3 separate regions of the Homo sapiens genome follow, and all the other regions are linked to region 3. The links are chromatin contacts, found by Hi-C or POLR2A ChIA-PET in ENCODE. All regions are on one chromosome and are shown on one strand. Each heading gives the region's core, a stretch centred on a gene start or an enhancer-like site at or near the end of the contact. The rest is flanking DNA. Distances are from core to core; before and after follow the strand shown. Region 1 holds the start of NR2F6 (nuclear receptor subfamily 2 group F member 6). Region 2 holds the start of OCEL1 (occludin/ELL domain containing 1). Region 3 holds the start of SLC27A1 (solute carrier family 27 member 1).

The links. Hi-C counts contacts between places; a loop is a spot of excess contacts on that map. ChIA-PET counts read pairs that join two places held with the same protein, here RNA polymerase II (POLR2A). Pooled maps may share reads with other maps.
Region 1: a loop to region 3 is called in a pooled map, with 6 times the contacts of the local background. The contact joins the promoter of NR2F6 here to the promoter of SLC27A1 in region 3. A Hi-C loop is called at or near these places in 6 of 50 pooled maps. POLR2A ChIA-PET finds 5 or more read pairs at or near these places in 2 of 52 experiments (Panc1 and WTC11).
Region 2: a map of sigmoid colon shows a loop between it and region 3 (2.2-fold over the local background). The contact joins the promoter of OCEL1 here to the promoter of SLC27A1 in region 3. A Hi-C loop is called at or near these places in 2 of 168 maps with a recorded cell type or tissue (naive thymus-derived CD4-positive, alpha-beta T cell and sigmoid colon) and 10 of 50 pooled maps. POLR2A ChIA-PET finds 5 or more read pairs at or near these places in 3 of 52 experiments (H1, PC-9 and activated CD4-positive, alpha-beta T cell).

Annotation. Positions count from the first base shown.
Region 1 is chr19:17,244,252-17,247,309 of GRCh38, reverse strand. It overlaps NR2F6 (nuclear receptor subfamily 2 group F member 6), which reads left to right and starts at 1,391. Exons shown (of 4, transcript NM_005234.4): 1 at 1,391-2,367. The coding sequence starts at 2,090. RefSeq lists silencers at 671-750, 1,151-1,400, 1,801-1,960, 1,971-2,040 and an enhancer at 458-1,407.
Region 2 is chr19:17,224,952-17,227,931 of GRCh38, reverse strand. OCEL1 (occludin/ELL domain containing 1) reads right to left here and starts at 1,706. Exons shown (of 6, transcript NM_024578.3): 1 at 1,616-1,706; 2 at 1,063-1,239; 3 at 733-938; 4 at 1-92. The coding sequence starts at 1,684. RefSeq lists enhancers at 438-1,111, 1,112-1,786 and silencers at 1,310-1,359, 1,380-1,499, 1,730-1,819.
Region 3 is chr19:17,468,997-17,471,815 of GRCh38, reverse strand. SLC27A1 (solute carrier family 27 member 1) reads right to left here and starts at 1,292. Exons shown (of 12, transcript NM_198580.3): 1 at 1,109-1,292. The coding sequence starts at 1,275. RefSeq lists enhancers at 175-676, 2,098-2,227 and a silencer at 1,218-1,347.

The DNA of each region.
Region 1 (3,058 bases), core at 142-2,641, 220 kb after region 3:
CTCCTCCTCCACCTCCCAGGCAGCCAGAACGTCCCTGGAGCAGGTTGAGAGGCCCAGGGCTGGGTGTGCCTGGCTCTCCCAGAACCTCAGTTTCTTTTTAAGTGTTGTAAGATCTCTAAGAATCTTTCCCCCTACTCCAGGGAGGGCAATTCTTCAAGTCTCATCAGGGCTCTGGGAGGCAGAGGAGGGGGTGCGCAGAAGGCACTGTCCTGGCCAGAGCTCTCAGAGGCCCAGCTGCATGCTCTGGTGTCCAGCTCTGGGCTCAGGGCGGGGTGGGACCACAGTCTGGGTGGCTGGGGCTGCAAGACTCCGAGGTGAAAGGTCACTCCTGGAAGGGCTTGTCCAGCCGGTTAAAGGTTAACCTGCCCAGAGCCAGAGGCTCGCCAGCCCGGGCCTCGCATACAAAGGGTGCTTAATAAATGCTGGTCGGGCGGGCCCCAGCCCCGGTACTGGGGGATGGGGTGAGTTGGAGGTGGCGGCAGCTGCGAGGCTCCAGGGCGCCTGGAAGAGACATCTGCAGTCCAGCCGGCCGCCAGGCCAAGCCCTTTCTGCAAAGCACAGAAAGAAAAGGAAATTAAAAGGGAAAAAGGGGCAGGCCCCCAGACAGGGCATGCCTGTCGCCTCCAGCCGCGCGGGGCGGGTGGGCGCCCTGCCCCCGGAGGCCAGAAATTCTGCAGAGGGGCCCCCTGACCTCGCGGCCCCGGCCAGCCGGTCTCAGACCACAACATCCCTTCCCCCTGGAGATTCCGGGCACCAGGTGTTAACCCGAGCAGAGAAAGGGTGGGGTGGGGGTCAGACGCGGCGACTTTCTGGAAGAGGAAGCAAACACAATCTAGGGTGTGTGTGTGTGTGTGTGTGTGTGTGTGTGTGTGTGTGTCTGTCTGTCTCGCGCGCGCGTGTGTCTTGCGCAGGGGCGTACCCCCCCCCCGGGTGCCACTGGCCCCCCATCATTGCTTTGCCAGGAACTGTGGGGTGGGGAGAGGTTCCGAGGGGCGCCTCGAGGGTGATCGAGCGACCCAACGTCCAAGGCCAGAGGTGGAGGGGAGGGCCTTGGAGAGACATCTTGGCGAGGCTCAAGGAAGGGCAGAGGGCAGGCGCGGCTGAGGCTCCCGCCGCGGCCCGGCAGGGGTTAAGGCCCGAGCTGGGCGAGGGCGAGGGCGGGGGTGCGGGGGGAGGGGCAGAGGGAGGCGGGGGAGGGTCAGGCCCCGCGGCCCAGCGCTCGGCCCCCGTCCCTCCCGCCGGCCCGTTCGCCCGGCGCCGCGCGCGGCCACCCATGCCCTTATAAGGGCGGCCGTCGCCGGGGCAACGAGCGCCCGCCCCCAGCCCGCGGCGCGCGCCCCTGCCCCCGCCCCCGCCCCCCGCCCGCCCCGCGAATGGAACGCTGTGTGTCAAACCGGCCGCAGCGCGAGGCCGGCGCGCGGGGTCGGTGGCGGTGGCGGCGGCGAGAGCGAGGCTTGGGCCCAGGCGCAGGCCCAGGCCAGGCAGGAGCGGCCGCAGCGGGGGCGGCAGCTCCAGAGGCGCCGGCCCAGCGGCCCTGCAGGCCCGGAGCGGCAGCCGCGGGCGCCGGGGGACCCAGGGGGCGCGGCGATCAGCCCCGGCGCGCACCCGCCGCCCCTCCCCCCCCGCCACGGGCGGCCGCGCAACTTGCGGCCAAACTTTCCCCCCGGCCTCCCGCGCTCGGATGGCGGCCCGCTGAGTTGGCCGCAGCCCCCGGGCGAGCGGCGGCCAGGCCAGAGGACGCCCCCTGCGCGGCTCGGGCCGGGCCATGGCCCGCGCGCCCCCGCCGGGGCCCCAGGGCGGCGGGACGCGAGTCCTCTGGGCCCCCGGCCCGCGCCTCTAGCGTGCCCCTCCCGGCCCCGGGCCCGGCCCCGCGCACGCGTGGGAAAGTTGGCCTGGAACCGGCCCGACCAGTTCCGCCCGGGCGCGAGGACCGGCCGCAGGAAGTTGCTGCAAAACTTTTTTGGGGGGTGCAGCCCGTGCCCCCCGCGCGCCGGGGCCGAATGCGCGCCGCGTAGGGTCCCCCGGGCCGAGAGGGGTGCCCGGAGGGAAGAGCGCGGTGGGGGCGCCCCGGCCCCGCTGCCCTGGGGCTATGGCCATGGTGACCGGCGGCTGGGGCGGCCCCGGCGGCGACACGAACGGCGTGGACAAGGCGGGCGGCTACCCGCGCGCGGCCGAGGACGACTCGGCCTCGCCCCCCGGTGCCGCCAGCGACGCCGAGCCGGGCGACGAGGAGCGGCCGGGGCTGCAGGTGGACTGCGTGGTGTGCGGGGACAAGTCGAGCGGCAAGCATTACGGTGTCTTCACCTGCGAGGGCTGCAAGAGCTTTTTCAAGCGAAGCATCCGCCGCAACCTCAGCTACACCTGCCGGTGAGCCCCCCATCCGCGCGCCGCCGCCGTGCACCCCGCCCCGACCTGGGGCAGGCCTCTGACCTGCTCGGTCACCTTGGGCCTGGCGCTGACCTTCCCTGGGCCTCCACTGCCCCCTCTGAGATAGGGGCACAGCACCCTCCTCCCGCATTCCATGGCTGGGATTGTGTATACAGTCGGCGCTACATCGTTGCAGGTTCCCCCCCCATCAGGTGGTCCCTGGAGGCTTTTGCCCCAGTTACTTGCTTCTCCTTCCCTCCGCTTTTTCTCTGGGGAGGGGTCATCTCCGCGCTGGGGTGGGGGTAGGGGTGCTGTCAGGGGTGGTAACCCAACCCCAGGGCACCCGTTCTCGGGGATCCCGGCGCGCGGGATGCCCTCGAGGGAATCGAACGTGGAACTTGGACCGTGGAGCTCGCAGCGTCCAGGGGCCATTGTCTGCGGCCGCGCGGATCGATACGGCGCGCCCTTGGGGTCAAATATCACTTCCAAAGTCGCTGTGGCTACGGAGGCGGCAGACGGAGGGAGGCTGGGGTGGCACGGGGCGGCCTTCTTCGCATGAGGGGCCCAGCGGTGGGGGTGGGGGTGGGAGCTGGGCTTGCCCATCTCAGGGAACCCCTCTGGGCTCACTCTGGGCCTTGGGTCACCGGAAATCGCCACTGGAAGGCCGGCAGGGCCACCGGAATTGACTGAA
Region 2 (2,980 bases), core at 457-2,956, 240 kb after region 3:
CGTGCTGGAGCTCCAAGAACTCTCCGTACTGGTCCTGGAACACTGCGACATAGCGGCTCCGTTCCCTCTCACTGCTCACTGGCGGGTACTTACTACCAGGTTGAAGAGGGTCAGAGTGTGAGTGTAAAGAACCCCACTCTTTCCCCCAGTCAGTGTAATTTGCTTTTCTTTGTCCATGCTGGGCCCCTACTAGAAACGTTCCTTTTCTCTCCCTCTTTTAATTTATTTATTATTATTTTTTGAGATAGAGTCTTGCTCTGTTGTCCAGGCTGGAGTGCAGTGTAGCGATCTCAGCTCACTGCAACCTCCACCTCCCGGGTTCAAGCAATTCTCCCACCTCAGCCTCTTCAGTAGCTGGGATTACAGGCATGCGCCACTATATCCAGCTAATTTTTGTGTTTTTAGTAGAGACGGGGTTTCACAATGTTGGCCGGGCTGGTCTCGAACTCCTGACCTCAGGTGATCCGCCTGCCTCAGCCTCCCAAAGTGCTGGGATTACAGGCATGAGCCACCGCGCCTCGCCTATTTATTTATTTATTTTCGGAGACGGGATCTCACTGTGTTGCCCAGGCTGGAGTGCAGTGGCTTATTCACAGGGACAATCCCACTACTGATCAGCAAGGGATCCTTTCCTTTCTACTCTTTGGTAAACTCTTATTCAACTATCAAAGCCCCAGCCTCAGTGCCCCTCTCCTGATCCCAGGCATGAAGAATCACATGGGGGACACTCACAGCTCATAGTCGGGCACTGGGTGGGGCCTAGGCTTATGCCCCTTAGGGATGGCTCCAATAGGCTTCTTGGCGCCCAGGAGGGCCTGGGAGAGCAACTCATCCTCAAACACAATCTTCTTGGTCTTTGCCTTGTGGGGTCCCGGCTGGGGCTGGCACGGAGGGCGGGGGGCGCTGGTTTTGAGGCCTCGGGGCGCCAGTCCCTGCAGCTGCCACAGGAATCGTGGTCTGGAGTTAAATCGGGGTGTCGGGAAACCGGAGTCCCTCAAACTGGAGGGGCTAAATCTTTTGCCTAGAGGCCCGGCCTGGGGACCCCCTCCCGGTCAGGCTCACCGGGGGCCCAGGCCCAGGCGGGTGAGTATGCAGGTGCCCCCGGGAGCCGCGAGTCTTTGGGGGCTCCCGGGTGGGCATCGGCCTCCGGGAGAAGCAGCTCAGGGGTTTCCGGGCTGATGGGCGGGTCCTGCGGGGGGCGTCGTGTCCCGCGCGCGGCGGGGGTGGTCTGCGGGCGGCCTGTGGGTGGACACGCGGAGAGGACACGCCTGACGACGCGCACGGAGAAAGGACGCGCGGGCAGCTCGGCCGAAGAGCGGCCAACTCTCACCCCGCGGGAGCAGAGTTCCCCAGAACGACCGCTATTTGCATAGACGCACGCGATTGGTCCGCAGCGACGTCCAGACCCCGCCCACGACTGCGCAACCCAAATAAGCGCTATGTAAATGAACTCTGACGTCGCCGCGCAGCCTGGGACCGGCTCGAGTTAACCCCCGCGCTGCCGGAGCCTCGACCTCCAGGGCGCGCAGAGCCCACAGACGACCGCGCCCGAGGAGCTCCTCGGGACCTCCGCCCCACCTGCAAGGCCGTCCGGCTCGCTACCGCCCCGGGTCACCTGTCCCAGCGTCTGGAGCTCCGAGCCTGGATCTGCTGTCGGAGAGGCACTTCCGTCCGGGTTGTGCATTTACTGCAGGATGGACCCGACTGGCGGGGTCGCTCAGCAGGGCTGGGGGCGGGGTCTGACGAAAGGGGGCTGGGCCTGACGGCCTGGGGGCGGGGCTGACCTGGCTGGGCGTGGCCACACACCTTCGAAACATGGTCGACTCCGACCTCGACCCTCAAGTTTGTCTGAAAAAACGGGATGGTTTTGCAAATTTAAACTTATTTATTTTTTTCAGCAATTATATGAAAAAAATTTTTTAACAAGAGTCTCACTTGCCCAGGCTGGAATGCAGTGGCGTGATCTCGGCTCACTGCAGCCTCCGCCTCCCGGGTTCAAGCGGTTCTCCTGCCTCCGGCTCCCGAGTAGCTGGGACTACATGCGCACACTTCCACGCCCAGCTAATTTTTTGCTGTTGTTGTTGTTTGTATTTTTAGTAGAGACGGGGTTTCGCCACATTGGCCAGGCTGGTCTCAAACTTCTGACGTCAAGTGATCCGTCCGCCTCGGCCTCCCAAAGTGCTGGGATTACAGGTGTGAGCCACCGCGCCCGCCCGGAGTTTCGTCATTTTAGCCAGGCTGGTCTTGAACAGCTTCCGGGACTCAAGCAATCCGCTTGCCTCGGCCTCCCAAAGTGCTGGGTTACAGGCGTGAGCCACCGCACCCGCCCCTTTCTTTCTTTTTCTTTTATTTCTTTTAAGGGCGAGCAGGTGGTGTTAGATGGCATCTTTACTGAACAGTACTGTTCCTGGCAGAGCAGAGCTAACTTATAGACAGTGTGCCCCAAATCGGCCTTTTATATATATATATATAGAGAGAGAGAGAGAGAGAGGCTGTGTTGCCCAGGCTGGAGGGCATGATCATGGCTCACTGTGGCCTCGACCTCCTTCCTAGCCTCAATTGATCCTTCCACCTCAGCCTCCCAAATAGCTGGAACCACAGGTGACACAACGCCTCCCTAATTTTTGTGTTTTTTGTAGAGACGGGATCTCGCCGCGTTGCTCAGGCTGGTCTTGAACTCCCGAGTTCCAGCAATCCACCCGCCTCAGCCTCCCACAGTGCTGGGATTACAGGTGTGATCCCATAATCGTGCTTGGCATTTTTTTTTTTTTTTTTTTTTTTTTTTTTTGAGAGGAAATGTCCTTATGGGTCCAGGCTGTTTTCCAACTCCTGGACTCAAGCGATCCTCCTGCCTCAGCCTCCTGTCTGGGATGTGTGTATTTTACATTTGGAACATACTGCCAAGTTACTCCTTAGTGAGATTGTACCATTTATGCTCCAAGAGATACAGGGGTTTTCCCACAACCTTGGCGGCACTGGC
Region 3 (2,819 bases), core at 43-2,542:
ATTTCCACATCAGAACAACCAAGGAGCCGGGGGCAGGGGGCCATGGCATGCAGAAGGGGTGAGTTTTAGAAAGTTCAGAACCAGTCAACTTACGGTGGGATCTTTCCCATCTCCACACCCTCTGTGCCCTCCTTACAATGGGTTCAGTCCCTCTTGCTACTCCATCTTACAAGGAGCTGTGAAGGTGTTGAGCCCTGCCCCGCTAGCCGGCGCTCACCTGCTCCCACGTGGTGCTGTTCCTGAGGTCTGCTCTGATAGAAGCCCCCAGCAATGCCTGTTTCATCCCAGAAGGACCCCCAACGGCTCGTTTGAGCAAGTCCCTCAGAGACACCGCAAAAACCCTCCAAGGATCCTTGCACAGGACACCAGAATCTGCCCCCCTAGCATGAATCCAGTGTCCCAGTCTCCAGAAGAGACCCCCCAAACAAGTCCTGGAATACACAGCAGCCTCCCGACACACTCCGAACAACTCCCAAACCCAAAGTCCCACACAGACCCCAAAATCTCAAACAGTGCCCCAGCTGTAAACGATCCCGAGGAAACTCACACCTTCAGAAACCCGGGAAGTCCTTTATAGAGCAGCTCGCTCATCCCTCAGAGAAAGCCCTAGATAGACCCAAAGTGTCTTGGCAACCCCCCAGAGACTATCTATTGGGTCGTCCCTGTGAGCCCCGGTGACCTACTGGAGAGCCCCCTGAAGTCTCTCACAGTTATCACGGCTCCAAAAAGACCCCCACACCGCCACGGATTTCCAGTCAGCCCCAGCTCCCTGGAATTTCCACCAGTTGCCCAAAGACCCCCAAATTGCCCCCCAAATCCCCTGAGATCATCTCCTAAGCAGCCTGCAACGCCCGAAGCACCTTAGAGGCTACTCATCTTCCTCGAGAAATCCTTAAAGTGTCCCCTGTAGCCCCCTCAGAGACCCCCAACTGGTCACCCTCTCAGGCCCCGCCCCCGCCCAGCCCTCGGCCCAGCCCCGCCCCCAACCTACAAAGCACCCTCAGCTCTCCGGACCCTCCAAGCCGTCCCCGCAACCCAGCCCTGCACCGTGCGCCCCCAGAGCCCTCAGCCCCGCCCCCAGCCCTGGACGGATCCCGGCAACACTCACAAGAGGTCTCGCCTCGCGGTCTTGCAGACGATGCGCAGGAAGCGCCAGCCGCCGCTGCCCACGTACACGCCGAGCGCCGCTGCCGCGCTCCAGGTCCACGGCAGCCCCAGCAGCCACAACAGCGCCAGCGAGACCACCGAGGCCGCGCCCGCACCCGGAGCCCGCATCCTGGGGAAGCAGAGAGAGCTGAGGCCGCGGGCCGCTCCAGCCCCGCCCCACGACCCGCTCCGCCCCACGACCGCCCCCGCCTCTACAGCGAGCCGCGCCCCCAGGCCTCGGCTCTGCGCCCCCCGCGAGTCCGGGAACGCGCTCCGAGTCAGACTCCGCCCCCAGGCCTGGGATTGGTCAACTCCTCAGGCCAGGCATCGCCCCTTTCCAGGCTTTTACACCCGCCCGCTAACTAGGAACCAGACCAGGGCCCCAGGCCTGGGATTGGCCAGGTCCTGGCCAGGCTCCGCCCCCGGACCCTGGGTCCGCTCTATTCCATATTTTTGAGCCCATCCTTCCCTGCCAATCTTACAACAGTCCCCGCCCCCAGAGCCAGCATGTCCACCTTGTCGGTCACTGTCAGGCCTCGCCACATGCCTTCATCTAGCCTCTATCCTCGATCCCCGAATTACCCTTCACGTCCTGTCCCCTTTCCTCCTGGTCCTGCCTCTACCCCGTGGCCTTTTCACCACTCACTGGGCCCCGCCCTTAGGTTATGCTTCTAGCCCAGCCCACAGGTACAAGCCCTCTCCCCGAGTCCCGCCCCTCTCAGCCAGGCCCCACCCCCTAGGTTAGACATATGCCTCCCCACCCCCCCGCAATAAGCACACGCCCCACCCTCCCGAAACTAGAGCCCTCCCCAATCCGTTCAAGCCCCACCCCAGTTCCGGGCCTAGCCCAAGTTCCCAGGCTCAGGTTCTATCCTGGCCACGGGCCCCGCCCTCAGGCTTTGGCTCGGTCGCCACCTCCTGGGTTTCACTCCGGCCCCCCTAGGACCTAGGCCCCGCCCCTCTTCCCTCCTGTCTACTTCGAAGCCCCTCAGCCCGCAGAGCCGAGGCCGGCCGTCTTCCAGAAGCCACGACCATAGAGAGGCAACCGGACCGGAGAGGCGACGGCCAAAGAGACATGGGTGCTAGAACGGCCCGCCAGGGTCGTCCGCTGTCTCCATGACAACCAAGCCTTGCCCCACCCCCTCTCCTTTTAGGAAACACACGTGTCCTGCAGCCTTGGGGCGTGGCTCGCAAGATATCAGGACCCGAGCCCTAGTTGGCGTGCAGGATCTCTACCCCGGGGGACCAAAAATATCCCAGTCCACACCCACGGCCCGCGCGGGCTGTATTCTTGCTCCAGCTTGTCCTAAATCCAAGCCCCAAAGCCTCTTTCGGTCTTAAAAACACGTTCCAGGGCCCGGGGGAGTGCTCAACTCACACCATTGGGGCCTCAGAAGTCTCTAACTGTAAACACCGCCGCGGTCTTAACACGTGTGATTCAAGGACACAGCTAATTCTTAATCCATGTCCCGAAGCCTTGTCGGTTAAGTCTCACCGTCACACCCCAGGATCCCAGGGAGGACAAAATCCACACGCCAGGTCCCCATCCTTCCTAGAAGCACCTACAGGCCCTTTACTTGCACCCCGGGGTCCTAGATGCTCCCCCAGGCGCTGCCAGCGCTGGCCTGGGGGCACGCACAACCCCATTCTCTGGCTGACCTGAAGCTGCAAGC